Regions from separate parts of the Mus musculus genome. Here regions 1 and 2 are each linked to region 3. A link is a loop called in an ENCODE intact Hi-C map of the cell type or tissue named here. Cell type or tissue: left cerebral cortex. All regions are shown on one strand. Links, peaks and the distances in the headings refer to the core of each region. The heading gives the core; the rest is flanking DNA.

Region 1 (10,369 bases), core at 834-8,833, 62 kb after region 3:
AAAATGACAAATTTTAGAGGTAGTTGAGAGAAGAATTTTGCATTTGGTAGCTAGGGCCCTCAAATGACACTGCTGGGAAGTCATCTAGAACAATGGCTGGAAGGGGCTTCAGTAGAGAACCAAGGTCCTGGGAGTGGTCACTCATGGCTCTGGCATGCAGCTGGAATAGGTGGTCATTAGGAAAGCTGGGGAGACTGTGAAATGTGCGTCCGAGTCCCTGATGCTGGTTGAAACACATCCTTCTAATTGCTACATAGTCAATGCTTTCTCTAAAAGCAATGACTTTCCAGACATTAGCACTGCTTGAGCCTAGGGACCCATCGTGCTGGGTTCCCTCCTGATACCAGACTGATCAATCTTACTGCCCCAGACCCCCCTGAAAGCCCAGGGACCAAACTTTCAAACCTAGTTTGGGGGATCTGGGTGAGCATTAGCCCAGGCGTCGGAGCTCTCTTCAAATTCCAGCTTTGCTACTTGGTATTTGTGTGAGCATAAATAGTCTCCCACACTTCTGTAAAAATGCGCGTAAAGTGTGTGCCACACAGTGACGGCAGATGCCTGAGAAGGATGGTTAGATTCAGCATGGCACCTATATACATTAAGCATCCTCACGTATTAGTTTCCAGTCTTTCCTCTCAAAACTACTTCTGTGTGTGGTGTGCATCTGTAGATGCCTGCGTCGCTTGTGGTCCCACTCACGTGTAAAAGTGTGTGCAAATGCAGGCTGGGAGTTGATATCGTGAAGACTCTCCAGCCTTCAGTCCCTTAATCAACACCAGAGCTCAGTGGCATAGTAGACTCGCTAGCTGCCTTGCTCTGGGGTTCCTCTGTTCCACCTTCAGAGGCAGGAGCTATGGATGATGAGCTGTCTGCACCTGGTATTTATGTGGGTTCCTGGGGATCTGAACGCTAGGCCTCATGCTTGGCTCAGCAAATGTTTTAACCACAGAAACCTCCTAAGCCCCAAATAGTTTTATTTTATTGTCTGTCTGTCTGTCTGTCTGTCTGTCTACCTGCCTACCTACCTAATTTTTGGTTTTTCGAGACAGGGTTTCTCTGTGTAGCCTTGGCTGTTCTGGGACTCACTCTGTAGACCAGACTGGCCTCGAACTCACAGGTATCCTCCTGCCTCTGCCTCTGGAGTGCTGGAATTAAAGCCGTGCTTCACTATTAGTTTTATTTTTTAAAGTTATAACTCATTTGGGTAGAAAACAAAATAATCTGTTAATTTAGGGTGAATATATGTGGTATTTTATAATTTTCTTCCATTTTATTCCACTTTATCTAGACATTGGTTTTAATGTGGCTTCCATAGAACAATGAAGACTGGAAAGTGGCCAAGAAGTCAGGACGAAGATGCTGGTTTAACTGGTTTGGAAGCAGTTTTAATGGAGATGAAAATGTTTTATCGACTCAACACAGGTACCCCCAAAATACAAATCAAAATATCATCTTCAGCTGCATAGCAAATAGGATTTAAGAATTTAACATCATTATTTGATCACAAGCGTAAATATAAGTTCACCATAAATAAATGTAAATTCATTGTACAAAAAATCCCCAACAACTCTTAATACAAATATGGTACACATTTGACAATTTCTGAAACAGAATTCTTTTTAAAACATTTTAAAATCTAAGCTTTTTTCTTGATCTTTAAATACATTAAAAAAAAAATCAAAGGGGTGGGGGGCAAGGACCACTAGAGAGGAAAGAGCATTGAAGTTGTCCAGAGTTTGCAGGCAAGTGCTGCAAAAATGGAATCTCTGTCCTCAAAGCGAGGACCTCAATTTATTGGGATCAAATATCTTGAGCAGAATGTGACTCTTCCCAGAGGGTCAACTGTTGGGGTCAGGAGTGCAGGGTAGAAGGGATGAGCTGCCAGGAAGGCGGCCTTATGAACAGCCCAAATCTCTACAGAGCAGTGAGGGGACACTAAGCGGGGAAAGTCTGTTTATCACATTCTATCCCCAGCCAGAGCTGACGATCTGGAAAGTGGAATCTGCCTCTGGGATACAGCTATGGTCATTGAAAAATAATCAGACTAAGAATTAACAGTGCCAGACAGGAGGACTGGACAGTTTCTGTTTCAAACCACAACCCTACACTACAAATGCTCCTACTCTTGCTCAGAGAGACCCAGAGTTAGTAGAGTTGTCCAATCTACAGCAAGGTCTGAGTATGTGGTGTGCAGTGATATATCTGAGAAGAGGCAGGTCTTCTGGCTCTATTCCCAGAGATTCAAAGTTAGTGTCCAGAAAGGAACACTCTGGTGTGCCATCCTTAAGGATTCTAATTTATATGACCACCCTGGGGTACATGGCCCTGTCTGGCAAAGTACAGATTATGCACATCTCTTCTCTTCTCTGTGTGGTTAAAAAAACGGTGATGGATAACAATCACCTTCCTGGGGCAGGGGATGGTTACTCCTGTCTTCTGTCCTCCCCAGGCTGGTAGAGGAATATCTATTATTCCTGTGTCTTGGGAGCTCAGGGCTATGTCCTCTCTGCAGGTCAGATGACTAGCTCTATATGGAGACTTGGGCAATCTCTTTAAAAGATGTGCTATTTGTGGGGACTGTGCAGGGGTGTTTTAGTCTGAAACATAGAAGTTAATACATCCCCATGACTGAGCTTGAGCAAAAGGGAGAGACCAGGACATTGAGAGCAAAAGAACATTCCAAGAATCTTTTAGTAGCCGACATGAGAACATTCCAGTTAGCTCAAAGAAGACTTCCTTTTGAGGGGAGGGGTCTGGGGATAGGAAGCTTGTTGACAAAAATATTTTTCCTCCTTGCCACCCTGTCTCCAATTAAGGTAACCCCTTTAGGTTTTCTTTCTTGGGGGATTTTCCTGGATTAGGTTCTGTGTTAAGCAGCCACTGACTTGGTCACTCACGAATGCTATGTGTAGCGCTATGACGGACCATGTGGATTCCCATGTGGCTCAGTGCTAAGCCTCTGTTTGAGGACCAGGAGTGCCTCATCTTCCCACGCTGTTAACAAGGCCTAACATTTATCCTTTGGATCTGGAGTTTTGCCCTGTGCTGATGACTCTCTCTCTCCCTCACAGTAGGCCTGGTCATCTTCACCTAGTTCCACCCAGTGTGGTGTGGTTTTGCAAGCCTTACTTTCTTCTCTCTAGGTCTGTTCTGTAAGGAAGGTCTAGGGTGGGTCTTAGGGAGGCTGTAAAAGATCTTGGTCAGCATCATCTGTTGTCTTGACAACAGCAACCTCTTCCTGGTTCACCAGGGATCAGATTTTGGTGGTGGAATCCCTAATGTCACGAGCAGGAAGTGCTGTGGTGAGGGAACTGGAGGGAGAAGCCACAGAAGATGGGCCAGTAAGCTGAGATATCCAATGGGCCAGGCTGATATCTCTGCTATGGCTACACTCTTCTCTTCTATGTCTCTAAGACTATAGTGCTGGATCAAATACAGATAGCGGGTAGGAGGTTACGACTTGGGGAGGCGGTCTTGGGAAGTAATCGCAGATGGAGTGGGCAGCTGCAGGGTGGAAACAGTAGCTCTTCAATACAGATAAGGTGGAAAAAAAGAAAAGAAAGCACACACTGCCCTGTGTTTTTGTTGTTTTTTTTTTCATTTACACTATGGAAAATCCACCATGGAGATATCATGGGAGGAACATGCGGGAGCCCAGCCCTTGGGAGTGGTAGAGATGTGTTGGGGAGGTTTTCTTTTCCTTCCAGACCTGTCCACACACTGTCAACTGGACCTGCTGCAGGCTGGTCACTGTGTTCTCTCCTCCTCCTCCTCCTCCTCCAGGTTGAAGGTCTGCACGGTTTTCTACCTAGCAGGTGGTGGCCAATGACTGGTGGATTGGGGGCTGGAAGCAGCGCACATGCTCTACGGTGGAACTGTCTGTCTCTACAGACTTCATGTACTTGTTCAGGATGGCAAAAACCTCATTGTTCAAGATCTGGTACTTCCTGATGCGGTCAGCCATCTTCTTCAGAGGCTGGAGAAGAACGGGGAAGCTGAGGTTAGGATTGGGGTAAAGTGGGAGGCAGAGAGGGGGCTGCAGTCCAGATTCCTGACATTCCATTAGTCACGTTTCCCTTTTCGTTAAAGATCTTCTCTACAGTTCCCAAATAAAACGCTAAAGGTTGCTGATAACCTTTGCAAGTTTCAAGGCTTATAATAAAGCTACTATAATCAAAGCTCCGCAGTACTGTCACGAAGACCAGTGAAATAGAACTGTACGGCTAGAAACAAACTATGTTGAACCAAACGACTCTGAACAGGATGGGCAAGACATCTGAAGTATGTGTGAGTGCCAGGGGTAACATTTTCAACAAATCCTGGGAAAACTGGAATCCTATGCAGATGAATGTTAGACCTTATATTATAGACTCTATTCAAGAATAAGTAGGAAATGAATAAAAGGCTTCAACATGAGACAAACTATGAAGTTCTTAGAAGAAAGCACAGGAGTAAACCACCATGATGTCAGATTTGACGGCCAATGCAGAGGGAAATGAAGACTTGTGTGCATTAAAAGATATCATCAACAGAATGAAAGGTAGCATTTATAAAACAGGCAAGTAGCTGTTGTTCTGAATATATATAAATGCTATAATCCAAGGCTACTAAGGTGGCTCAGTGGGTAAAAGTGCTGTCACGTCTGAGGATCTCAGTTGGATCCCAGACCTCACATGTCAGGAGAAGAGAAATGACTTCATTATGTTGGCCTCAGACCCCTACCCATGTGCTGCGACAGGCCTCTCCAAACATACACACACACACACACACACACGCTCTCAAAGGAAGTAAGCATGAGAAAAATTTAAGGAGCAATTAAAATTCAAAGAAAAGACTCAAAGGCATTTCTCTACAGAAGACACACAAAGACCCAATGATATGCGGAACTCTGTACTCTTGGGTGTTGCTGGTGGGAATATAAAATGGTGCACCCATTAGGGAAGACAGTCTGGCTGTTCCTCAAAAGAATTAAAGAACATTACCAGATGGTCCAGCACTTAGACTTCTGAGTGTATACTTCAAAGAACCGAAGGAGAGACTCAGTAAGCTGCCTAAGATGTGTGAGTTCAGAGTTCTGTTGTTATTCTTAGTTGCTAAAGGTGAATGCAACACAAGGGTCCATCAGTGGGCTGTGTTTCGCATACAATAAAGTACTAGTGAACTATAAAAGAATGGGATTCTGACATGCTGTGGGGTGGATGGGCCTTATGAAATGTGATGGGCCAGTCACACAAGGACAGAGACTGTTGTTACTGTTAAGGTATGCAAAGTCCTTACATTCATGGGGACAGAAAGAAAAATGATGGCTGCCAGGCACTGGGGAGTCATTTAAATGGACACAAAGCTTCAGCAGGAGAAAATGAAAATTCTCCAGGGATGAGGATGAGGGTGGCAGGATACTGTGAGGGTATTTAAAGTAACACTGAACTGGATACCGGAAAATAGTTACTAACAATAACCACAACTCTTAACCCCTCCCCCTGTTGTTTGTAAGGACGCTCCTACATCTTCCTGGACAGCTCCTCTGGGCCAGACCAGACAGATCAACCTTCCTAGTGCTGTGACCCTTTAATACAGTTCCCATATTGTGACACCCCCACCCCCCAGCCATAAAACTATTTCATTCCATAGCTGGGCGTGGTGGCGCATGCCTTTAATTCTAGTACTCGGGAGGCAGAGGCAGGCAGATTTCTGAGTTCGAGGCCAGCCTGGTCTACAAAGTGAGTTCCAGGACAGCCAGGGCTACACAGAGAAACCCTGTCTCGAAATAAAAACAAAACAAAAAAACCCAAAACCCCAAAAAACCAAAAAACCAAAAAACCAAAAACAAAACAAAAACTATTTCATTCCTACTTTCTAACTATAATTTTGCTACTGTTATGAATGGCAATGTAAACAGCTGATGTTCAGGATATCTGATGTGACCCCTGTGAAACAGGCCTTCAACCACCCCCCTCTAAAGAGGTTACAACCCAGAGGGTGAGGACCACTGTGTTAGCCACCCAGCTATAAGCCTCCATGCTGTGTGGCAGCTGCTCCCTGTGTCTGGAATCCACCCAGGCCACTGGCCCCATGTACTGCCCATCATCCAACCCAAGTCCTAACTTCTACGAAGACTTCTGACTTCCTCCCCACCACTGCCGTTCAGTTTAAGGGCTCTGTTTTCTTATAGCACCCAACAGCCATGGCTGTAGTGTCCAGTCCCAGTGCCTGCCATGGCTGTAGTGTCCAGTGTGCTGTGGCAATGGTGGCCAGCACCAACAGGGTCTGCTTGGGTCAGGGAAGTGACCTTTGAGGTCAGGAGTCCAGGCTTGCTTCTCAGGGTTACCCAATCCGTCACAGCATGTTCTGGGCAGGCCTTTTCTGAGCATGTCTCTAACTTGTGAAGTGTCTGTGCATAGCCATCGCTCGCCCTCCATAAGCAGCTCATCCTACTCCTTCCTCAAGACAGCCCTGTTGCCAGACCTCACGTCTCAGGCCAGCCATATCATCTGCTTACCACATTCTTAATGATCTCATCCTTCCCGTCCTGCCTCTGCACCTTCAGCAGATGATAACAGAAGTCAAACAGGTCAAAGCGCCGCTGCTGGCCCAGCAAGACAATGATGGAGCAGCCGGCCCAGTTCAAGCCGTCACCGAAGCACTGCCTAGGGTCGGGAAGGAAACGGTATGAGACTGAGGGAAAATGCCCTTGCCAAAGTACAGCTACCCCATGGAGACAACAGTCAGCTTGGAGGAAGAGAAGAACACATGAAGGAAAACACAATCAGACTCCCTCTCTGTCTCTCCTCCTGCCCACACATATATGTGCAGGCCCGAGATGGAGGGTGGCTATCATCCTCAGTTGGTCCTTCCCTTGCTTTCTCAGTCTCTGTCCCTAAATCTGGCTTGGCCAATGCAGTGAGACTGCTCAACTCACTGGCTAGATCGCTAGTGAAACTGGTTGACAAGCTTCCAGACATCCTCCAGTCTCAGCCTCGCTAGTTTCAGGACTACAATTGCCTCACTTGGCTTTTTTTGAAATGTGTATGTTATATGATGTGTCTCTATGGATGGGCACACACGAATGCAGATGCCCACAGGAGGCAGAAGCCAGTGGCGGCAAGTCCTCCCACAGCTGGACTAGCAGGCAATTGTGAGACATCTGACATGGGTGCTCGGATCCGAACTTTTGTCTTCTGTAATAGCAGTGTGGTGCTCTTACCCACTGAGCCATCTCTCTAGCTCTTCCCCTGGCTTTTAAACATGGCTCCTGGGGACAGAACTCAGGTCCTTGAGGCTTGCACTGAGCCATCTCCTCCACTCTAATCAGCCTTCGAGACTCACATGGCTTGTCTTGAGGCCAGTCAGAGGAGGCTGTGTTGGCTCCTTGGCCTCTCAGAAGCCCCACTGGAGGCCGCAATGACCAGGAGACATGTTGATGACTATAGGGCCATTCTTCTGTCATTTACTTTGTTCCCAGCCTGCCCCGGGCAGCTCCCCCACTTCCCGTCACAGGGTTGGAAGGATATAGTCCCTGCAGCTTGTTGGTCTTTCTCTTCCCCTCCCCACCCCTTCTTTCCCTGTCTTTAGTCCCAAAAGGACCAGTTAGTCACCTCTGCCACATCACCCTCAGTATGAAGCTAGATGGATGCAGAAGAGGGGGCTCTGCTCCTGTTTTCTCTGCTGACAGGACTGTGGGTGACCCAAAAAGGCTCCTCATTTCCTAAGTGGAGTTTTGCAGGGGTGGGAGTAGATGCTCAGGGGCCAAAAGGTTAACACTCGTGGGATGCTTTCTTTCAGTCTTGGCCTCCGATTCTGCTGACAGCCATTTATTGATTTTCCTGGACTGCTCATTCGTCTTCACAGACCCCATCCCAGATCCGGTTACAGGATCAGTTGTAGTATGAAAATTCAGGTCTGACAACCAAGCTCCATTCTCTGGCATCCACCTCCTCCCCTTGTCTCCAATCAGCCCCATGGACACCTTGACATATGTACTTCCGTTTTCTGTTTGACCCCTTTAACCTCTGGAGACCAAGAACAGTCCACTGTTGCCATGTCCAGCGCTGGCACAGTGACCAATATGTATCACTGTTCAAGCCTCTTCGGGCCTGGTTCTCCTTTCTGGCTAGCACATCCCAGGGGTGAGGGGAGGGGAGAGGGTGCACTCACTCAGCTGTGAACTCGTTGGTCCCCACAGGGATACAGTAGACAAACTGCATGGCACTCCACAGCCGGTGAAACTCCACACACTCATCCACATGCATGACGCCATTGGTGGGTGGCGGGCCCCTCCAGATGGGGTCCTGCAGGTAGCTCCGGATTCGGGTCAGGATGACCTCAAACATGGACAGGCCGCAGCAGAGCCGCTCCTTGGTCAGCAGGTCACCCTCCCGAGCGATGGCGATTTGCTGAGACAGGAAGCATATGTTAACACAGCATCACCCATATCCGAGATCCCATCTGTCCCACTTCCTCTGGAGAGTCCCAAATACTGGTGCCAACCACATCTAGAACTTGTTCCCTGGGACTGATGCTCTCCCCAGAGCAGGGCACTGAACCTAAGAACTTGAGGGCATGGAAGCCTTATGGTAACTGTCACCCATGGCAAGTAAAATCCAGGCCCCATCAATGGAAGACTGATTTAAAAAAAAATCATCTGAGCACACACTGGTCTCAGAGGCTGGTTGGGGCTAAAGAAATAGGCTCACTGCAAGTACAAGGACCCAAATTCTGTCCTCCCGAATCCACATTAATAAGCCAGGCATGATATACGTGCTTGTAATGCAGGCCAGGATGGCTAACTAGATACACAGAAGTCAGAAGTGTCCCTATCAGTTTTATAATGTAACACTACCATAGTGTGTGGCACAGCAGGCTCCTGATGAGCGGTGGCTCTGTCCAACTCTACGGGTAGATTATTATTTCTGCTCAGAAGGGAGGGAGCTGAAGCTCAGAGGTGCAGCCGAGGGAAGGTACAGAGCTTGGATCCTGCTCAGTGAAGCATGGTTCTTTTTGTTTGTCTGTTTATTTGTTTGAAGGATTTACTTATTTATTTTATGTGTATGAGTGCATAATAGCTCTCTTCAGACACACCAGAAGAGGGCATCAGATCCCATTACAGATGGCTGTGAGCCACCATGTGGTTGCTGGGAATTGAACTTGGGACCTCTGGAAGAGCAGCCAGTGCTCTTAACCGCTGAGCCATCTCTCCAGCCCCGAAGCCTAGTTCTACAAATTAAATCGTGAAGTGAATTCGGCAAGTTGGAGAAAATGACATTTACTACAATGCCCTCAGACACCAGCACAACCCACAGATGGACAGCGCATGCGTGGGATTGTGCGTGTAGAAAACATTTTGGAGGAGTGAACTTCGTCGTGGGTGCAGATGGGCTGCGGGAAATGGGTGAGCTTTTCACTTTTAAAATAGTTCTGTACCGTGGAATGTGCTAGAAGGAACGTATGTTACTGTTTTAAAATTTGCCACTGACTTCAGAGAACTATTTCCTCTTGTTAGAAACCCTTCTTTGACAATGGCAAATGGTCTCTATTAGTAATTCAAACAAGCGTCTCATCTGGTCTTGGCTACTGCATCTCGAGTAATCAGACAGGCAGACAGGCACATCAAACAGGACCGTCTCTCCCACAAGGGTCTGTGCTCTGAGTGAAAACATCTAAGAGCAAAAGGTGCCGAAAGCCTCTGCAGAACACGTATTACAGACTAAGGTCAAAGTCAGGTCTTTCTGTCTGGGAACAAAGCTAAAGAAAGCTGGCTTCTGAGACTCTGGACCCACAGGACACACGTGTGGGATCAGCTCCCAGTGGGAGGAAGGGCTCTCAGGGGCCCATTCTGTAGGGGGCTTGAAGGGACCAACAGACCTCCCCCTCAAAGCTCTCTTCCTTGGAGACCTTCCCCTCCCCCAACCACAGAGGGCAGCCTCTAAGTAAATCCAGGGAAGGAAATAAATCAGAAAGCAGAGATTGTGATGATCGTGGCCCTTGAGTGTAGTTGTCATGACAACTATAAAGTGAAGGAGGAAGGTGAGATGGGGAAGAGTTGGCGGACATGTCTGAAACACCACTGTCTCACGAACCAGGAGAAGACCCTGATCCGTGCAGAATCAACTCGATTGCACAGCAGGCAGTTCACGACACAGGAGACCACTCGAGCTGCCAGAGTTAGCCAGATAAGGCGCTCTTAAGATAGCATGAGCTCAGTACTTGACTGTTTTTTTTTGGTGTGTTTGCTCTGTTCTGCTCAGCTCTCTCTACACGTGAAGAACATGGCTCTGTGGGGACGCCCAGTAAATAAACGACCCGTGTATGTTCTTATCAGCAAATTAAGGGACTTCTGGTGTCCTAATGAATCTGCTGTCTTCCTGGTTAA
Region 2 (10,369 bases), core at 697-8,696, 79 kb before region 3:
CAGGGATGAGGCATCCAGGACCTGCGCCGTCAGGCCTTGCTCCTCGTCGTCCTGGCCGCTCAAGACGCGCCGCAGCTTCTCCATAGCCCTGTCCTCTTGCCACGCCGCCGACCCCTAGCTCGTCCGGCCCCCACGCCCCCTCTTTTTTTTAAGATCTATTTTTATACACACTTATGTATGTTTGTGTGAGAAAAGTCGCAAGAGTGCTCAGATGCTTAGGGAGGCCAGAAGAGGGCGTCAGATCCCCGGGAACTGGAGTGACACACAGTCCCAAGCCTGTAGGAGTCACAGACTGAAGAACAGCCTTAACCACCAACTGTCTTTCCAGTTCTCCCGTCCAGGGATTTGAACTCAGGTCTTTATGCTCCCACAGCCAGGGCTTTTACCCACTGAGCCACTTTTCTAGCCCCTTATTGTACTTTTTTTTTCTTCAGTTCTTCCGTTTATTTAAACAGTTTTCTGGGGAGTGCTTGGCTAGCATACATGAAGTCCTAGATTTGATCGCTAACGCTAAATGGGCACCATAGTGGCAACGCACACCTGTAATGACAGCACTTTTGAGGTAGATGGCTGAGGGTCAGAAGTTTAAGGCCGGGGCTGGAGAGATGGCTCAGTGGTTAAAGACACTGACTGCTCTTCCAGAGGTGCTGAGTTCAAATCCCAGCAACCACATGGTGGCTCACAACCATCTGCAATAGTATCTGATGCCCTCTTCTGGTGTCTGAAGACAGCAACAGTGTATTTATATACAAGTAAATAAATAAATAAATAAATCTAAGAAAGAAAAAGAAGAAGAAGATTAATGCCATCTTCAGCTACTTAGCAAGTTTGAGGCCAGCCTGGGATAATGAGACCCTGCTTCAGGGGAAGAAAAAAAAGACTTCCTTTCTAGGAACACTGTATCCCCACCTTTTCATCTACTCTTTTATATTTCTCAGTACATTTCATTTTATTTTCTAAGCAGTGGCCACTGTGTTCCCAGGCGTGTTGGTAGCTTAAAGGAAAGAGGTGCATTTTGCAGTTGCATGCATGCTATGGTTTTTTTTTTTTTTTCTGAATCGTTCATAACAGCACCTCAGAAACTAGAGGAAAAGTTGCTCCAGGAAACCCTGAGGTCTGTCTTGTGACTCAAATTCTTCAATTTATGCTGCGTCCAACGCCTTGCAGTGAGAGCTGTCTTTCTTACATGTTGTGAAAGGTGAGAAAAGGTGTGCTTGACTTCAGGCTCCAAACACATACCTGCTTGCTTGGCCAGTTCCTCACAGGTTTTTACTCTCAATTTTTTTTTTCTTTGAGGTTTTTGAGACACAGTTTCTCTGTGTAGCTCTAGCTGTCCTGGAACTCACTCTGTAGACCAGGCTGGCCTCGAACTCAGAAATCCATCTGCCTCTGCCTCCCAAGTCCTGGGATTAAAAGCATGCGCCACCACTGTCCGGCTTACTCTCAATTTTTAATTCTTAAGAAATTACATTTTTAAAATTCTCTCTCTCTCTCTCTCTCTCTCTCTCTCTCTCTCTCTCTGCTCCCCTTCCCCATGTGTGTATCAAACTCAGTCATCAATCTTGGAGGTCAGTGCCTTGACCTGCTGAGCCACTTGGCTGGGCCCCTTCCCCTCTAAGTATCTAAGGGCACATGGTCATTAAATACACAGCAAATCATTGTCAGCAAATGGAATTTTCTCAACGTATGACAAGACTCATCTTCTTTCTTTTTTTTTTTTTTTTTTTTTTTTGGTTTTTCGAGACAGGGTTTCTCTGTGTAGCCCTGACTGTCCTGGAACTCACTCTGTAGACCAGGCTGACCTCGAACTCAGAAATTCTCCTGCTTCTGCCTCCCAAGTGCTTGGATTAAAGGCATGCACCACCACGCCCAGCCTTAGACCATTTCTATGGTGATAGCAAATGACATGCATGACAGTGAAGGACTAAATTACCCCCCCCCCCATTCATATGTTGGAACCCAAGCCTTGGTGTGACTGTACAAGAAGATGGTACCCACAAGGAGATAATTAGGCTAGAGTCCGTGAGGATGGGCTCATACATAGCACAGGCTTCCTCAGAAAACCCCGGAGCTCGCTCCCTATACTTGTATGGACAGGGCCAGGTGAAGACACAGTTGTTTACAAACGAATAGAAGAGTTTATCAGAATCTGACCTGGTGACACGTGGGGCTTGACACTCCAGCTTTCCAGGACTGACAAATGAGTCTTTAATGCCTCAGACCAGTCACACCCCTTGCCGCCTGGGGGTGAGAAAGGCAACTCTCTAAGCCACTATCTGCTTTTCCATTACAGCAGATGGAGAGAACTCACACAGTTCCTGTCCACACCAATGGTAAGAATGGTTTGATCCCTTCCCTCTGTGAGAGCCTTGCAGACTCACGGTGCATTGGTTTTGAGAGTTCCTGGCCTGGTTTTGGGGGTGGGGGATGGGGAAAGGAACTGACAAATGTAGGTGCGAGACTCCCCTTCCAGAGCCTCCTCTCCCTTGGAGTTTTGCTAACCAACCCTATACAGATTATTTCTGGCTATCTCTTTTTTCTGTTCTTCATTCATCAACTAAGGCATGTTGCACCAGGCTTTGTAATAGCAAATATACAGACTCTAAGTGAAACCCAGACATTAGCTTTGTGACCTTTGGTGAGGGGACTTAATGCTTTTCTGGTTTGATTCCCCTCCCCCAGAGGGGAGATAGAGATGAAGCCAATACCTACCCCCTCCAGATGGTCGCCTAATTATCACTGTTATTCTACACTGTGTCAATGGAGTCCAGATTAGCCTCAAATTCACCACGTAGCAGAGATTAACCTTGAACTTTGGATCCTCCAGCCTCTGCCCCATAAGTGCTGGGATCACAGTGGTGCACCACACTCCTGGAATTACGAGGTCCTGGGGATGGAACCCAGGGCTTCATGAGTGCATGACAAGCATTCCACCAGCTGAGACACATTTCCAGTCCACAGCGGACTCATGACAAGATCAACTATCAGAGGCCCTAGCACGTACGGAATGTCAATAAAAGCTAAGTCCTAAGTGTCTGCTACTGTAATTTTCTTAGTGATAGCCATCATTTGTGGGCTTCATCTTCCATTGCATCCTAAACCCTAACCATCCCAAATTCTGCTCTCTCCTGTCCCCAACCTATACAGCCCAAGGCTTCCCTCCTTCTCTGTAATCCTGTCTAGACTGTTTCTTGGGCTTGGTGTTCTGTTTCTGGAGTACAGAAGCCCTGTCCTCTGGGATGCTGGATCTGCAACCCCACCCCCTCCACCCCCCACCTCCCGTGTCAGAAGGCCTGGACTAAAGGCCCAGATTGGAGTCCCGATAGGAAAACAAGTTCTTTTAGCACTCATTTCAGTCCCTTGGAATTAACTCTTTCACAGCCTGACTCCAAGAGTAGTCAATCCTGGAAGGTAGAGCTACAAAGAGTTGTCTTGGTCACCCAAAGTACTTAGCATAAAGCGGGATAGAGTAAACTAGCTACAGTGGGGCAGAAGTGTGTGTGTGTGTGTGTGTGTGTGTGTGTGTGTGTGTGTGTGTGTGTGTTTAACACTTTCAACCCCAGTCCTGTAATCTCCCAGGCCTCAAGAATGGTTGATTACTTCAGAAATTCGGATCATCCCTTCCCCTGGGTGTCCTTCACCTGAGTCAGCGATGCTCCCGGGGGGCTTCCCTCGCTCCTCCCACTGCTGTCCCTCCAGCCACCACCAACCCCCTCCTCCGCGTGGCGCCTCCCCTCCTCCCATTCCAGGCAGAGCCCTGAGGGGCTAGGGGCGGAGCGTCTGGGATGTGGGCTGGGTGGCTTTTAGGCCGGCGTTTGCTTGAAAACCTCCGCCGCCGCTAGGCCGGGGGCAGGCAATGGCAGGGGATGTGTGATTGCGGACAGTGAGAGGGCCGTTGCTATCATGCCCGGGCGCGCGGGCGTCGCCCGGTTCTGCTTGCTGGCTCTCGCTCTGCAGCTACATTGGCCGCTGGCGGCGTGCGAGCCGGGATGGACCACAAGTAAGTGGCAGCGCGCAGATGGGTTCTGAGGCGACTAGGGGTGGTGGTGATGACTGAGGGTCTGAGAGTCGCTCTTGCATGCCGGCAGCTCCATGACCGCTATCCCTGCGGACTCCGCCACTCCCCGGGTGTGAGTATCGCCACCCCCAAGCCTAGGAGCCCAGGCTTTGTTCTCTTGTGGTGAGCCACGGGAGGTCGTGGAGCTAGTGCGCTCACTGCAATCAGAAAGCAGTAAGTCTCTCTCTCTCTCTCTCTCTCTCTCTCTCTCTCTCTTTGCTTGCCTTCCTTTCTTCATCTCCCCGTGTTTTCTTACTTTGGGCTTCTCTTTCCGCTGCTCTTCCTATCTTTGCTGTTTTTCTTGAGGTTGCTCGTCTCCGCTCTGCCTCTCTCTCATCGCTATTTTGCGCCCGCTGCTCTAGCAACCCCAGAGCATCCCCAGAGGAGCACCCCAAGCATCCTATCCCGAATCGGCGAGGGAACCACTCCCTGGATCTTGCTGGGGGCGGGGGGGTGGTGGTGTCAAAAGCATACCAGTGGGATAGAAAATCAAAGGTTTCCGAGAGATTAGGGTAGGGTGGTTTACTGGTTATCTCTGCCTGTACACTTAGCATCTCTGAAAGACCATAAAAGAACCATGCGCACCCATTATGCAGATCGTAAGCTGAAGTTCACTAACAAAAACCCAGGTGTGTATAAGTACGCCCCACATTGAAGATCTGATACTGGAAACCGGAGCTTTCTTTCCACCTCACCCAATGCCTATCTCCTCTTGGCCTCAGTTTTCATGTGAAGAAAATGGAATGGGCTCCACGCTTCCAGTTTGGACGCTGGATAATGCCTATTTCTCACAACTGTTTTCCCAGGCACCGCTCCCTCCCGGGCCGCATCCCTCAGAGGTTCTCATAGGATTTCGCGGAAGGGACGGTCCCGGAGGGGCAATGCCTGGCTTCTGTCATCTTGACCCGGGAGAGCTTATTTAGCCTTAGCTCTGAGGCAGCTGGAGAGCTGGGCTGACTCCAGACGGTCGCGGGTGCTTGCTGTACCAACCGTCAGCGTTTTTAAATCAAGCTAACGACGCCCTAGTGTACGGGCTGGGCAGGCTGCAGCCCCCGCCCCATCCCTGCAAGAACCTGACCCGAGGGTTTCCTCCACTCAACGCTCCAGCTCCTTTGCCTTGGATAGGAGAAGGCTCTTCCTTTTGTTGGGGTGTGGGGTTCCTCGGGGAAGAGGGAGCCAGGTCCTGTTCGAGTCTGATTTTCCAGCCTACCATTTGCACAGAAGAAAGACAGGAAAGTAAACTTCACGGGATCTGGAGGCCTTGAGAACAGTCAGTGAGGTAGAGTGACTGCAGACCCGGGGAGAAAGCAAAATCTACGAGTTGTAAAGTGACCCATGATCCCCAAATGAGCAGTTGCTATTAATATTTTCCTTTCCCCCTTCCTGTCCTTCTATGACTATATACTGATGAATCTGGAATCGTACCATTCATACACTTTAAAAGGTGCTTCCCAAATCATGACATCTCCCAAAACTATGATTTTAATGGCTCTAAGTTCTACCAAGAGACCACAGAAATATAATTTCCTCAAAGTTAAACTCCTGGCTCTTATACAAATGTGACGAAGATTTTTTTTTCTTTCATTTATGAAGTGGCCAAAGCAGCTGCTAAAGCTGGTCAAAAGCATCAACATAATCAATATCAACATAATCAATACCAACATAATCAATATCAACATAAACAATATCCCCGGTGATACAGGGAGTGGCATAGGGAATTCCTTTGGGTGAGACAGAATCAAGCAGTTGTTGGTTCTCCCTCTCCTATTCCTGAAGTCACTTGCATCTTTGTCTGTCACAGGCGTGCAGTTAATGTTAAACTTCACCGAATACAGGCCATCCCACCGAAAGCAAACAAGTGAGCCAGAGATAACATTCTCTTACCCTTTGTTAAGTGACGCTCCAGGTCTGACACTGAAAGCTTGATCCCACGTGCTCTGGCCTTATTTTCAAGTTGTGAGCAACCCTTCTCCAGTTACGTTGCCTTACGTGTACTTAAACTGGACTGTGTGTAAAGAGATTGCCCTCAGTGCTTTTCACCATCCGAGACCTTTTGTCGTTCTCTTCTATCCTGTACAGCTCCTTTTGTTTAAGAGTCTAGATCCATCAGTCTCTGTAGAGGACTATGTCTCACTTGTTCCCTCATGAACATTAAGCACCTAGCGTAGTAGCATAGGGTTAAGAACTCAGGATGTTTTGGGTAAATAATGTAAATGTATCTATCTCTTCTGATTTGTACCAGTGTAAACAAAACCAATAAGACTTTTTTTAAGGATACATTTTGATTGCAAATATATCATATTTTTGAAAAGGAATTTAATCAGTGGTAATCCAACACTTTTTTGTTTGTTTTGGGGTTTGGGTTTTGGAATGTTGTTTGTTTGAGACAAGGTTTCTTTATGTATCCTTGGCTGTCCAGGAACTAGGTCTGTAGACCAGGCTCCCTTTAACTCGGAGATCTTCCTACCTCTGCCTCCTGAGTACTGGAATTGAAGGCCTGCGCCACCACTGCCTGGCTCCAGCTACCTTTTTTTAAAATTTTTTTTTTGGGGGGGGGGCTTTTCGAGACAGGGTTTCTCTGTGTAGCCCTGGCTGTCCTGGAACTCACTTTGTAGACCAGGCTGGCCTCAAACTCAGAAATCCGCCTGCCTCTGCCTCTCAAGTGCTGGGATTAAAGGCGTGTGCCACCATGCCTGGCAGAACCTTTTTTTTTTTTTTTTAATTTAATTCTTCTCTGGGACAGGATGCTGTGTAGGTGGATGCTGTCTCAGAGATCTCTAGATAGCCAAGATGGCCTTAGACCTCTAGTTGTCTTGCTGGAATTACAGATGTTTGCCACAAAAGCTCAGTCATCTTTTAATCCCTCCTGCGGTTGATGAGGCTGAGTTAGAAGGAACAGAACACAGGGTTCCTTGGTGACATCTCTGGGAGTCTTCAGATCTACTCAGTTTCAGAGATGTAATTTGCTTAGGGATCAGGAAATTCTTATCTTTTAAAAGATGACCTGTAGGGCTGGTGAGATGGCTCAGCGGTTAAGATTGCCGACTGCTCTTCCAAAGGTCCTGAGTTCAAATCCCAGCAACCACATGGTGGCTCACAACCATCTGTAACGAAATCTGATGCTCTCTTCTCGAGTGTCTGAAGACAGCTACAGTGTACTTACATATAATAAATAAATAAATAAATAAATAAATATTTTTTTAAAAAAAGATGACCTGTAAGTAGTGTTGAGGTCTTCCATTCTTGAACATGGCTCTTCTGTGGCTTAGGCTTCTTTTCTCAGGAATTTGCTGCCTACCTCTATCAGTCCCACTATGTCAACTCGGGATATCTTAATGGGGAATTTCCTTCACTCTACGACAAACTCATAGACCCATTCCCAAGCCCTTTTAGTTGAGGAAATGAAAATTCACAGCAACCCATTCCCAAGCCCTTTTAGTTGAGGAAATGAAAATTCACAGCAACACTGACAGGAACTGAGGCTGGAGAGATGGTTTAGCAGTTAAGAGCACTTGCTGTTCTTGATAGAACCCAGGTGTGTAGGATAAGAAAAAAACTGGAGGTGAGAAGGTTTGGAACTAAGGAAGTGAAATATAACTTCGAATTCAACACTTGGAAGGTTAAGTTAAGGTTAACAATTTGCAAGTGAATGGTAATGGTTGGGAGGCGAAGAAGTCACCTTTACCTCTGGCCCTCCCAGGGAGGTGAGTGTCACTTCCAAGGGGGAAATTAAAGCTCTTTGGTAACAAACCTGAGCTCACACCCTTCTGCATCTCCTCAGCACCTCACCACATCATCACCTTCCAGGATGCTATCCAAGTTAGAGCCACATCTTCTCTCACCAGAGCTCCGGTGCGCCCCCTAGCTTTGCTGCCACCCTTTCTGCTTCTCCTCTGTCCTTGTCCCCTACTCCCTATTCTCCCAGCAGGCAGGGTCACCTTTCAAAACAAAAACAAAACCAATACAGATCATACTGCTCTTGTGGGGCTTTTTTTTTTTCTCTAAAGACATCAAAACCTTCCAGGTAATGAAACCCAGACCCTGCTCATGCCTCTATGTTATTACAACCACAGCCGTCTCACTTAGCATATATATTTCTTACCAACATCCTCTGAGTTACCCACCCTTGCTTAGCATATTTACCAATGTCCCCTGACTTTGTAGGCTATTTCTCCTTCCTGCGTGTGCCTTAGCGAGCCCGGGCCCACGTCTACAGTTGACACTCTTTACTCTTCCCCAGATTTTTGCATAAATGGCTTCCTCTGGTCCCTCAGGTCTTAAACATCATCACACTGGCCATCCTGTTTAAAACAGGAACCCTGCCAGCTTCCCTTTATCCTGTGGCACAATCTTATTATTCCCCCCCCCCACCCCCCCCAGGGCTGTTAAGTAGCACCTGAGAATCTTTGCTTATTTCCTGACTCTTCACGGGGGACACAGACCTTGTTTGCCTAGCCTTTATCACTTTGTCACCAAGGCCCAGTGGCGCCCAGCAGGTCTTCTGAGACCACTGGGAGGAGCATTTTCCAGGAAGCAATGACTGCCTCAGAAGTGCTTTGGAGCACCACTTGGGCTTCTGAACACCATGCCTGCTCCTGAGTGCCCGAGATGTGGAGGTTGGGTTTTCTTATGGTTATGTTGTCTTGTGTTGGCAGGAGGAAGCCAAGAAGGTAGCCCTCCGCTACAGCATGAACTCATAATACCTCAGTGGCGGACTTCAGAAAGCCCTGGGAGAGGAAAGGTAAGATGTCCAAGCTCCTTGGAGAAGCAGGAATGACAGTTCCTCTAGCTGTGTCAACTTAGGATATCTTAGCGGGGACTTTCCTTCACTCTATGACGAACTCGTAGACCCATTCCCAAGCCCTTGTAGTTGAGGAAATGAAAATTCACAGTAACACACGAACTGGGCTGGAGAGATGGTTTAGCAGTTAAGAGCACTTGCTGTTCTTGATAGAACTGGGGTTCAGGTCCAAGCATCCAGAGGATGGTTCACAATCATCTGTAACTCCAGTTCCAGGAGATGCCTCTGAGGGCACCGGGCATGCATATGGTGCTCATACATATATGTAGGCAAAACACTCATGTGTGCACACACACACACACACACACACACACACACACACACACCCCTACACACACACATACACACACACACACACACACCCCTACACACACACACACACACACACACACACACACACACACACACACAGAGTCTTTTAGAAATACACAGATTACGTGCAAATGTGTGAATTTGCCATAGATCTTGATTGGACTTTTTCTTTTTTTGGTTTTTCTGTCTTTCTGTTTTCTGAGACAGGTTCTCTGAAATCCTGTCTCCATCTCCTGGATCTAGGCTTGAAGGCATAGTCTAGGGTGTCATCATGTGCCGAGCCCAGTTCTCTTTTGAGGCAGTCTCCAGTGTAGCTTAGGCTGACCTGTATGTAAATCTTAATCTACCTGCTTCCATTTCGAAAATGCAAAGATCACACTGTGTGTCATGGGTACCCAGCGATTTTCTTTTTCTCTTTTCTTTTTTTATTTTTATTTTTTGTTAATAAGAGGCAAGATAGGGAGCTAGGATTAGGTTATATATCTCAAAATATCTTCCTGATTCCTTGGCCCAGAGCAGTAGCAAAATACACAGATGTTGCCAAGACAGTCAGAACATGGTCCACCAAGCAGACTCATATTGAGGATGTTCTCAAAAGGGAAATATGGTAGTTGCGTGACAGTAACGTCTTATGTGACTTTCTACTTTACTTGAGCTTCCTCATTTACAAATCCAGTTTTAGTGGGAATAAAGAGGAACAGAGATGTGGAGAAGGGCTAACTTTCTTTTTCAGCGGGACCTTTTATGTGTCCTACTCTGGCCTCTAAGTGGAGACTATGCTGCTTCACCTTCCCAGTCCTAGCACTGCATGGATAAGCACTGTGCCCACTTTGAAGGACTCGTTTCTATGATCTCTTAGGGGCCAAATGGCCTGTGGTTTATTGGGCAACAGATAGGAGCAAGATTAAAGCCAGGGAAGGAAGTGTCAGGAAAGACTTCAGACAATTGTGGCCCTGGAATCTGGAAAGATAAACAGATGAGAAACACCCAGAATTCCTTAAGTGACTGTAGAGTCATGCAGACATGTCCCCCAAGTTCACCGCTTGGGCTTAGTAAGAGAACTTAAAAGCAGGACAATAAAAGTTGGGAACATTTTACCCGAAAAGCAAAGAAAAAAAAATCATGAACTCATTTCATCCTAAAGTAGGAAAGGCTGAAAATAGCCTTAAGGAAATGCTAGACAAATTAATGGATGGCCG
Region 3 (10,369 bases), core at 1,331-9,330:
AACCTGAAACTCTGAGTACTAGAGAAGTTTGAGTATGGAGCTGTGGCCTGTCCCACCCTCAGCTTGGCGAGCGCACACAGTGCTCACGTGTTGTTCAAGTACCCTACTGAGCATGCTTGCTCTTAGCAGCCAGAGAGAGGGCTGGGATCTGGAATCATGGGCAAACAAGAACCAAAGGTCAAACGCACAGTAGGACTTGGCTCAGTAGAACTTGGACACCTTCTGTTTTGACATGGAAGCCCCCAGGGAGGCTATGCTGAGTTGAGTTCTTCAAGTCTCAGACCAAGGCTGGAGAATAAGCACGGAGTGACCTTTCACTCAACTCCAGGATTTCAGACTGAGCCTCTCAAAGGATTCCTTGACTTAAAGCGCTACCTGTGTGAACTTGGGGAATTTTTAAACTGCCGGAGTCTCAGCTCTGTCTACACACCCGCATGAGCATCAGAAATGCTGATATAAAGTAGCTATATCAGTTTCATGGACATTGTGAGGGGCAGATGAGAGAAGTATTTGGATAACAGTCAGCCCCATGCTCTGCATACCACTGAGGGTGTGCTGTTTAGAGCCACAAGCTGGATGTAGTGAGACATGTCTACAGTTCTGCTATTCCAGAGGCTTAGCCAGGAGGATTGCCCTGAGTTCAAGGCCAGTCTGTGTTAAATAATGGGTTTGAGGCTAGTTTCAAGAACAAACCAAGAAGTTGTAAACTTACATGAACAAAGCAGTAATGTTGTAAATTGAAAATCTACATGAATGCCAATTTTCTGTGTGTGGGTATATGCATGTATGCATGTAGGCATGTACCCTTATCAGGAAACTGGTCTGCCACATACCACGTGACTTTGAATATATTATGTCTTGCTCCTTTAGTTATATAAGACTATAATGCAAACTAATAAAGTCGTAGTGACACTTAAGTGAAAGATGGTTGTAATGGCAGAGAGAAAACTATAGATTGTTAGAGAAACATTATTTCTCAACTGCTGTGGGAAGGAATTGCGTTGAGTTGGTCCATGTGGGTACAAGTTTGAAGGAACTCAGTCACTGTTTATGCGAAGGCCGACGATGGCTTGAGCTCATTGAAGTCGTGTGATAAGTGCGGTGATAACAAGGTCGTCAAAACTGTTTTCCACAGATAGGATGTTCATGAGCTCTTGGCTGAAAGGGTTGGGGGCAGGGAAGAAATGACTACTCTTCTCTTCTCATTCCTCTACCTAGCTGGTGGCTCCTGGAACCCAGTGTCGGGAGCAGGTTCGGCAATGTGACCTCCCCGAGTTCTGCACCGGCAAGTCTCCCCACTGCCCCACCAACTATTATCAGATGGATGGCACCCCCTGCGAGGGTGGCCAGGCCTACTGCTACAACGGCATGTGCCTCACTTACCAGGAACAGTGCCAGCAGCTGTGGGGACCTGGTAAGAGCCCTCCTGGATGGAGAGCATGGTCTCTTCCGCCCACCACCTCTGAGCCTGTCTCCCCGCTGGCCCTTTAGCTTGGCCTAGAACACCTTCAAATACCACATCTCATGCTCTTAGCTCAAGAGTGACAGTATTTCTCATATTCCCTTGAAGCTTTTAGTTCTAACACTGGACAGACAGTTAATAGTACTCCCTCCCCAACACACCAATGAAGCAGAAATGGAGAATAAAAGAAAATGAAAAAGACCCTTAAGCTACAAAAAATGTTTAGCTTCAGTCATATTGAGAGAAAGCAAATTGAAACTACCATCAAGTGGGGTTTTTTCATGGATCAGATCTCAAAGACAGCAGTGATATAGTAATAACAACAACCATCCTAATATATTAGCATGGAGGGTATGTCTTAGTCAGGGTTTGTATTACTGCACAAAACATCATGACCAAGAAGAAAGTTGGGGAGGAAAGGGTTTATTCAGCTTACACTTCCATACTGCTGTTCATCACCAAAGGAAGTCAGGACGTGAACTCACACAGGGCAGGAACCTGGAGGCAGGAGCTGATACAGAGGCCATGGAGGGATATTTCTTACTGACTTGCTTCCCCTGGCTTGCTCAGCCTGCTTCCTTATAGAACCCAGGACCACCAGCCCAGGGATGGCACCACCCACAATGGGCCCTCCCATCCTTGATCATTACTTGAGAAAATGTCTTACAGCTGGATCTCATGGAGGCATTTCCTCAAGGGAGGCTCCTTTCTCTGTGATAACTCCAGCATGTGGTTTTGACACACAAAACCAGCCAGTATGGAAAGACCAATGTAGAAAGCATTTTAGAGATAGCAAAAATTTTAATGTATTTACCAGTTCCATTAATTACATTAGGCTTAAATTGTTTTCCACTTACCCTTTTTTTTTTTCTGAGAAGTTTTTACATGGCATGGAACAATTTGTGAGTATATAAAAGTAGGTATATACAGCAAACATTTATTGATAATAAATCACAAGGAAATTTATTTTAAAATAATCTTTCATATATAATTTTACCAAAGCAAATGTATACTTTGACAAATCGGTGTGTTTGTTTGGTTTTTTTTTTTTTTTTTTTTTTACATAGAGAATTAAGTCTTGGCTAAATGGTTGAAAGTGCAGGACATAGAGGGTCTGAAACAGTTTTCAGAGTTGGCTGATTTTATAGTTGTCAGGGATGGGAACACCAACCCACATCGATATGTGGTGTAAAAGTGATAGAAGTATGTTTAGGGCCTTACCAGAAATGGTTGGAAATTCTAATCTGACACCAAATCATGATTCGTTCAGTGACTTTTATCTTTATTTTTTTGAGACAGGGACAGGGACAGGGACTTTATTTTTTGAGACAGTGTGTGTGGCCTGCTTGCCTGAAACTTACTACGTAATCCAGGCTGGCTTGCAACTCCTAGAGATCTACCTGCCTCTTCCTCTCTAGTGCTAGGATTAAAGGCAGGCACCACACTCAGCTAGTGTTTTGTTGTTGTTGTTGTTGTTTTGTTTGTTTTAATGGAACTGAAGTCAGGAACGCAAACAGCAATTTTATAAATCAAACTTTCTAACATAATATTAACATTAATCTGAAGTTTATCTGCTGAGGAATGACAGTAGGGAAAACATTTTTTGTTTTCTTTAATGAATCCATTGCATAAGAGACAACATACATACAACAAAAATATAACCAGTCATAATATAAAGTAGCCTCAAGTCTGAGCTTGTCTCAGTAGCATTCATTTGTTGTGTGCATCTGTGTTGAAAGCCAAGCTGTAGTAAAGTCACGTGACACTTGGCATGGGTGAACTCTGAATTCATGACACATTCTGTTTTCAGTTAGTTTTGGGTCATTGCACATTTAGAATCTCTTTAGTGTTGCCAGTTTTTTTTTGAGCTCCATCCCCATTCAGGTGTGGGATTCTATCTGCCTCCGTTTTCAGAAGCTGGGCAGTACACTACTTAGAAACAACCTCGGGTTGTATTTGCTTATGGATGTAAAGATGCTTTGTAAGATGTTGTTACACTGTTGCAAATTGTAGCGGCAGCATCCTTAAGTCAGACAACTGAATGCCCTGAGGCTGAATTCTGTATCCGACAAACTAAAACCCCAAAGGGCAGAGCAGAAAGAGAAGAGACGATGCTTCCGTCCTTCACTGCGTTCTTTCAAGAAGATGCCCCAAGATCAAATCTAAGGGATGCAAAAGGTAGAGAAGACATTTTCTTCTCTAAAAGACACACTGCTAAAGATTGTTGCTTTTCCATGATATAAGAGGGAAAACAAGGTGGATGTGAAGGAAAAACTCCAAAGATCTATTTTAGCTCTTTTAATGTTTGGGGCATGAATTACTAATCTTTTACGGTCCAGAAATAGGATAGCTCTTCTTCATTAGCTAGCAGGCTTAGCATGCAGCTGCCATAGATACAAATCTTCAATGAAGGGTTAAAAACCAGGCTAAAAATATTTTCTCTGAATTGGCCTTGATGGATGGTGGAAGTGTCATGCATGCCGTTGCCCAAGCCTAGCTGGCTCTGTCACGGGGAGCCGCTGGCGGGCTTATGCACTGACAAATGTTTCTTGCATACCTAGGAGCCCGGCCTGCCCTCGATCTTTGCTTTGAGAGGGTGAATGCTGCTGGTGACACCTATGGAAACTGTGGCAAGGGCTTGAATGGCCAATACAGGAAGTGCAGTCCCAGGTGAGGACCACAGCTCTGACCCGGTGGGAGGAAGAGTGGCCAATCGATCCCTGCTCTGACCTCTTCATTCCCACCTGACTTGGTGTGGATAGCCTACTATTGGCTTTTAAACACACCAGTTTAAGCCTCTCTCTGTTCTCTACCTATTGCTTGGTGATGCACTCACTGTTTGGTTGGCTCTAAGGAAGTGAAAAAGAGGAGTGGGCAGCATTGCTTCCTAGGAAGCTGATCAAGGCTGCTTTGGAGTCTCTGGCCTATAAGTGCAGGACAAGGTAGTTGGACATGCCTTTATCCCGGCACCGGGGAGTCAGAGGCAGGTGATCATGCGGATCTCGGTCAGTTTGAGACCAGCCTGGTCTACAAAGCAAGTGTCAGAATAGCCAGGACTGTTACTTAGAGAAATCCTGTCTTTTTTCTTTTTAAAGTGAGGCAGGAGATGACTGATCTGAGATGACAATGTTCCAGCATCTAAATGTTGTGGATCCCAGACGGCTCTTTTTTGGACCATTTTTGCAGAGTGCTAAAGTTATGCCTGCTCCTGAGAGCCATCTCTGATTCATTCATTCCAGCCACCCACTCACTCCTCTGCCCACTACTGTTTCAGATTCACCACATGCAAGGTGCTGAATTGAGTGTCTAGAGCAATGTGGTTAACTGGTGTAACAGTTAACGGCCTGGAGCATCTTCCCAAGGTGTTCTCTAGCTGAGTTCTAGAGCAGCCATCTAAATGAATGGGGGAGGAGTTGCACTAGTGTGTAAAACAGTGTTTTAGGCTGAGATATTAGAGAAAAAGGAGCAATTGACGAACTGATAGAGAGCAAGCTACAATTTGTGGGAAGACATGGGCGGGGGTGGCAAGAAAAATGAGCCTGGGCAGAGGAAAGCAGGAACTAGATCCTGAGAGATATAAAGGCATCTCTGGATGATCTGGACCCCTCCCATGGATGCTGCAGTGAGGGGGCTCTGTGTCTTATAGGCCAGGATAGAAAGGGAGTAATATATATATATGTATATGTATATGTATATGTAATATATATACATACACACACATTCATACATACATACATACATACATACACACACACACACACACACACACACACACACACACACACTCACACACACGGGCTGGTGAGATGGCTCAGCAGATAAGAGCACTAACTGCTCTTTTGAAGTTAAATCCCAGCAACCACATGGTGGCTCACAACCATCTGTAATGAGATCTGATGCCCTCTTCTGATGTGTCTAAAGACAGTTACAGTGTACTTACATATAATTATAAATAAGTCTTTTTAAAAAGGGGGGATAAGAATGTAAGTCAGGGAAGCTGTGTAGGAGGGAAGATTGACAGGGATTGAAAATGCTCAAACTTGGGAACAATGAAGAATGGGGAGGCAGAGGGAGACCTAGCTCCTAGTTTGGAGTGCCTGGGGAATGGATTTGGGACAAAGATGACCAATTATTCATGTCATTCAGGTGTCCTTGTGGTTAGGACATCCTAAGTTGAGCTCTTGGCTTAGGTCTGCTGAGACACAAGGAACCTGCCCCTTTTCTGGGTCTGAGTCTACCTTTGGTCTCTACTGCCGGGTTCCAGCCCACTCTCTGGTCCTTTGCCCTGCTCCACCGAAGCCTACTGACTTGGCTCAGACTGAAGCTCTCCAATGTCCCCGCTCTTCCCCAGTCTCTGATCCTGTCTTCTTTCCTGGCCCAGGGATGCCAAGTGTGGGAAGATTCAGTGCCAGAGCACCCAGGCCCGGCCCCTGGAATCCAACGCAGTATCTATTGACACCACCATCACCTTGAACGGGAGGCGGATCCACTGTCGGGGCACCCACGTCTACCGGGGTCCTGAGGAGGAGGAAGGGGAAGGTGACATGCTGGACCCAGGGCTGGTGATGACTGGAACCAAGTGTGGCCACAACCATGTGAGTCCCTCCCTAACCTCACTCAGAAACCAAGAGGCAGAGGCAGAGGCAGAGACTGAGAAGTGTGGGCTCCGGAGGAGTGATGCCCAGCTCTCAGAATAACAGCATCCCACCTATGACTATGGACCTAGTCATGTAAACGCAGGCATCACTGTCATGCATGTCATTTACTATCCTCATAGAAATGGTCTAAGGCTGGGCGTGGTGGCGCACACCTTTAATCCTAGCACTTGGGAGGCAGAGGCAGGCGAATTTCTGAGTTCGAGGCCAGCCTGGTCTACAGAGTGAGTTCCAGGACAGCCAGGGCTACACAGAGAAACCCTGTCTCAAAAAAAGAAAAAAAGGAAGAGGAGAAGGAGGAGGAGGAGGAGGAGGAGAAGAAAGAAAGAAAGAAAGAAAGAAAGAAAGAAAGAAAGAAAGAAAGAAAGAAAGAAAGAAAGAAAGAAAGGAAAGGTCTAAGATTTCAGGGAGACCCAAGGAAAATAACGCCACCAACCCCATGCTTTAAATTGTGTTAAATTATAAACACAGAGGAAACCTATGGTACGATGCCCAGCTGAAAGTAAGCTCCTGCCACAATCATGATTTTTAGGCATCATCCTAAACTTAGTCCATATTCATTGCTGGATGGAATATAGTCAGCATGACGCTAGACTATAAACGTGTCCTAGTTGTTGAATGTACCATTTCAGTAATGTTTGCTGCTCCTTCCCTAATCACAAAGACAACAGCAGAGTTCAGTTACCCACTGAATCTTTTTTGAGGCCTTTTGCATTTCTCACTAGATATATAGCCCCCAGCTATGTTTTGGGGTTCCCATTCATCCTAAGGACAAACCTCCCACACCCTAAGCCTCCCCCATGCCCCTGTGTCCCGCTGATGGCTGCCCTTCTATGTTGCAGATTTGCTTCGAGGGGCAGTGCAGGAACACCTCCTTCTTTGAGACGGAAGGCTGTGGGAAAAAGTGCAATGGCCACGGGGTACGTGTGTGTATGCAGAGGTCTGGGTTCCTGGGTGTTGCCCTGTGGGAGGTCACAGCTCTCCTGGGTGCTGATGCGTCTGCGGCCCCTCACTCTAGGTCTGCAACAACAACAAGAACTGTCATTGCTTCCCTGGCTGGTCTCCACCTTTCTGTAACACCCCGGGAGATGGTGGCAGCGTCGACAGTGGTCCTTTGCCCCCTAAGAGTAAGTGTTCTGCTTTGTGAGAGAGGAGGAGGAGACCGTGGGGATAAGGGGTAGGTTGGCAGGAGCCTCTAGTCTTTTGACTTTGCAATATGGCATCGTTGTCTACAAACCTGTTGGGCTGCATTCATAGCTATTCATGGGGATTGTGGGCCATAGGCTGGGTTTGCCCGTTGCAGAAAGTCCAAGGTAAGCTGGCTTCACTCTCCAGATTCTACAGGGAGGGAGCCAAGATAAAGACGCTGAGTGGGAGGATGCCAGGTCTTCCTATGGGGCCTGGGCTTAGTCACCTTCCTGTCCTTTTACTAGAGGAGAGAGGGGCAGGGGTAGATATTAAGGGAGACTGAGGCCACTGGATAGTCACAATTATTTGGAGGTAGTAACTAGTAATTAGTCCTTTTAGGGACACTTGAAATAATTACAATCTTGGGGTGCATTGTATTGGTTATTTTACCTTTTGTTAAATAAGGTTAAGAAATGGGAAAACAGGCAAGTTTTACAGTTCTTAGGGGTGGTCTCGGGGACTTGACCCCTGTGGTTTCCAGATTGTGTCTTTGAATAATGGCAAAAGTACTTTAAAAAAAAAAGGCTAAAAACTGGGTGTGGTAGTTCCTACCTGTAATCCCAGCATTTAGGAGGCTGAGGCAGGAGAATTGCTGCTGCAACTTTGAGGCCAGTCTGGGCTGTAACAAAATGAAAACAGACAAGAAGGAAGAGCCTGACTATGCAATGACCATGAACAGAGCAAGAGGAGCTTCAGTGATGCAGGCACACTGTGTGCATTTACATTTATGACTCGGGAACTGTTGAGATGGGCTTTGGACCCAACCGTGAGGCTGAGGGCCCAGGGTGAGAGTTCTAGTCCTAAAATGTCTCAACCAGTATTTTCTGGCCATTGCTCTGTGTCCAGGAAAATCGTGGTGCTGGCTGACTTTATGAAAGTCCATGAACTGCTTTGGGAAGAATCTCTGAGGCAGCTGGACATGGGGACTGTCTTTAAAAGCCCATGGGTGGGCCTGGCTCTTTCAGCTAGTATTAGGACACCAATAGAGTATGATGTGCGTTGCATGTATTTGTGCTTGTTTAAACTAAGTCGGCGGGAATCAAATACCTGGAGCGGAACAAAGGCTCTGTCATTTTACTGTAGCCTGATCAGCCTCTAATTCTCTCACTTGTGCTGACTTCCGGCAGGTGTGGGTCCCGTGATCGCTGGGGTGTTTTCAGCTCTCTTCGTGTTGGCAGTTCTGGTGCTACTGTGTCACTGCTACAGACAGAGCCACAAACTGGGCAAACCCTCGGCTCTCCCTTTCAAGCTGCGGCATCAGTTCAGGTGGGACAGGGTGCTGTGCCTAGCCCTTGTGGAAAGGTTGGTGGTTATGGGTCTAATTCTGGGATGATGAAGGCAGGGAACATGCCACCCTCAACCCTTCTGTCCTCTCAGTCACCATGACAGACATTAGTAGATAATGACTGTAAGTGATTTCTACTGAGCCTGGCCATTAACTTGAATTCTTCCCAATAGAAAGCCCTTAGCCGGTTCAAACTGGGGTATGACATAAAATCTATTTACCGTCCCCTACCTGATTAACTTATCTTGTTTTTAAAGTGCAGGAAGCTGGGGCGACAGAGAGGGATGACAAGCTCAATCAGTCACAGAGATAACTAGACATTAGCCCAAGAAGACGAATGATTAATTCATTGAGATATTGATGGAGCATGCTCTCTAGAGTTTGTTAAATGTACTTGCATGGGGATCCCGCATCCTTCTGTTATCCATGCCAGTGGGGGTCGGGGTACATGGTGGTTAGTGATATTCTGTCTCCTAATTGGGATGGAGGGGTCTGCTTGTGCAAGGCAGAAGCCCTCCCTTGGGCTTCTCCACTGGCCGTGTGTGCGCTTATCTATTATTCAGGAGATGGGTTTTAGAGGATTATCCCGCTTTCTTCAGAGGAGGGTTAGATTTGTCCGCTGGCCTGGGTCGGATTTGCTTAGTCCACACACACCACTGAACACTCCTTCCCCCATGTCCCCTCTTCCTTGTTTCCAGTTGTCCCTTCAGGGTATCTCAGAGTGGTGGAACTGGCCATGCCAACCCAACTTTCAAGTTGCAGACCCCCCAGGGCAAGCGAAAGGTAAGGGCTTTGCACCATTGAACTTGACTGAGTTCCCTTGAGATCCCTGTTCGGCTTTCTTCGGTACTTATGTGTGCCCACGGGGTTGGTAATGAAAGCTATCTTTGGGGCTTGAAGTTGGTTCTGAAGCCTGGAATCCAAAGGTCAGCATGTCTGAAAGTCACCTCATTGAGACACACACTTAGGGAGGATTCCTTATCTCAGCTGCTCTGTGTCTCCTTCATATAGGTGACTAACACCCCTGAATCCCTCCGGAAGCCGTCCCACCCCCCTCCCCGGCCCCCTCCAGACTACCTGCGCGTTGAATCGCCACCTGCACCATTGCCGGCACATCTGAACAGGGCTGCTGGGAGCTCCCCAGAAGCTGGGGCTCGAATAGAAAGAAAGGAGTCAGCCAGGAGGCCTCCCCCAAGCCGACCCATGCCCCCTGCACCTAACTGCCTACTGTCCCAGGTAAGTGGATTCTCGCCAACCCTAGGCTGGGGACATCGCCCATAGCAGGCCATCAGCAATGAGGGGGCGTTGATGTGATGCACTGATTGGATCTGATCATCCTTTCTTTGTTCTGGTAAATCCAATGGGCTTCCAGAGGTTTAGCAATAAACCTTCCCAGCCAGGTGGTAGCAGTACACACCTTTAATCCCAGCATTCAGGAGTAGAGGCAGGCAAATCTCTACATTCAAGGCCAGCATATTCTACACAGCTAGTTCCAGGACAGCTAAGGCTACACAAAGAAACCCTATCTTGAAAAACCAAAATACTTTTATTGCTGCTGCTGCTGCTGCTACTGTTCATCATCACCATCATCATCATCACCACCATCATCACCATCATCCCTAAGCCACTAAAGTGATGCTTTTCTCCTATTTGATTTCCACACACTTTGTACCCCAAATTAACTTCTTTCGGTTCCCCGAGAGCTGGTCCTCTTCAGGTCAATGCAGATGCTGTTTTTCCCCAAACACACCACACACACACACACACACACACACACAC

The links. Hi-C counts contacts between places; a loop is a spot of excess contacts. Peaks named below come from ENCODE experiments on the same cell type or tissue, not always from the same donor. Only the 100,000 strongest peaks of a DNase experiment are listed, where the experiment ranks them.
Region 1: a loop joins it to region 3, with 2.5 times the contacts of the local background. A loop is called at or near these places in 3 of 42 quality-filtered maps.
Region 2: it touches region 3 in a loop (4-fold over the local background); 28 of 42 quality-filtered maps call a loop at or near these places.

The regions. Positions count from the first base shown.
Region 1 is chr11:46,192,492-46,202,860 of GRCm38, forward strand. Cyfip2 (cytoplasmic FMR1 interacting protein 2) reads right to left here. Exons shown (of 31, transcript NM_133769.3): 29 at 8,155-8,393; 30 at 6,500-6,647; 31 at 1,358-3,976. The coding sequence ends at 3,809. It overlaps Gm35624 (a long non-coding RNA gene), which reads left to right. Exons shown (of 7, transcript XR_001780199.2): 7 at 1,289-1,378. Among named protein-coding and RNA genes, the nearest start is that of Mir7239, 28 kb to the left of the region's middle. RefSeq lists an enhancer at 8,867-10,369. In left cerebral cortex, for the core only: no CTCF peak of the experiment used is centred there; no DNase peak of the experiment used is centred there.
Region 2 is chr11:46,052,211-46,062,579 of GRCm38, forward strand. It overlaps Adam19 (a disintegrin and metallopeptidase domain 19 (meltrin beta)), which reads left to right and starts at 3,774. Exons shown (of 23, transcript NM_009616.4): 1 at 3,774-4,000; 2 at 8,713-8,798. The coding sequence starts at 3,904. It also overlaps the pseudogene Gm12166. In left cerebral cortex, for the core only: CTCF peaks have their summits at 3,877 and 7,918; DNase peaks (open chromatin) are centred at 3,930, 4,396, 4,922 and 7,898; H3K4me3 peaks cover 2,224 bases; H3K27ac peaks cover 1,711 bases.
Region 3 is chr11:46,130,405-46,140,773 of GRCm38, forward strand. It overlaps Adam19 (a disintegrin and metallopeptidase domain 19 (meltrin beta)), which reads left to right. Exons shown (of 23, transcript NM_009616.4): 14 at 1,219-1,414; 15 at 4,024-4,132; 16 at 5,844-6,057; 17 at 6,960-7,037; 18 at 7,136-7,244; 19 at 8,433-8,571; 20 at 9,289-9,373; 21 at 9,602-9,826. Among named protein-coding and RNA genes, the nearest start is that of Gm35624, 30 kb to the right of the region's middle. In left cerebral cortex, for the core only: a CTCF peak has its summit at 5,367 (motif pointing left); DNase peaks (open chromatin) are centred at 4,043, 4,690, 5,320 and 6,049; H3K27ac peaks cover 605 bases.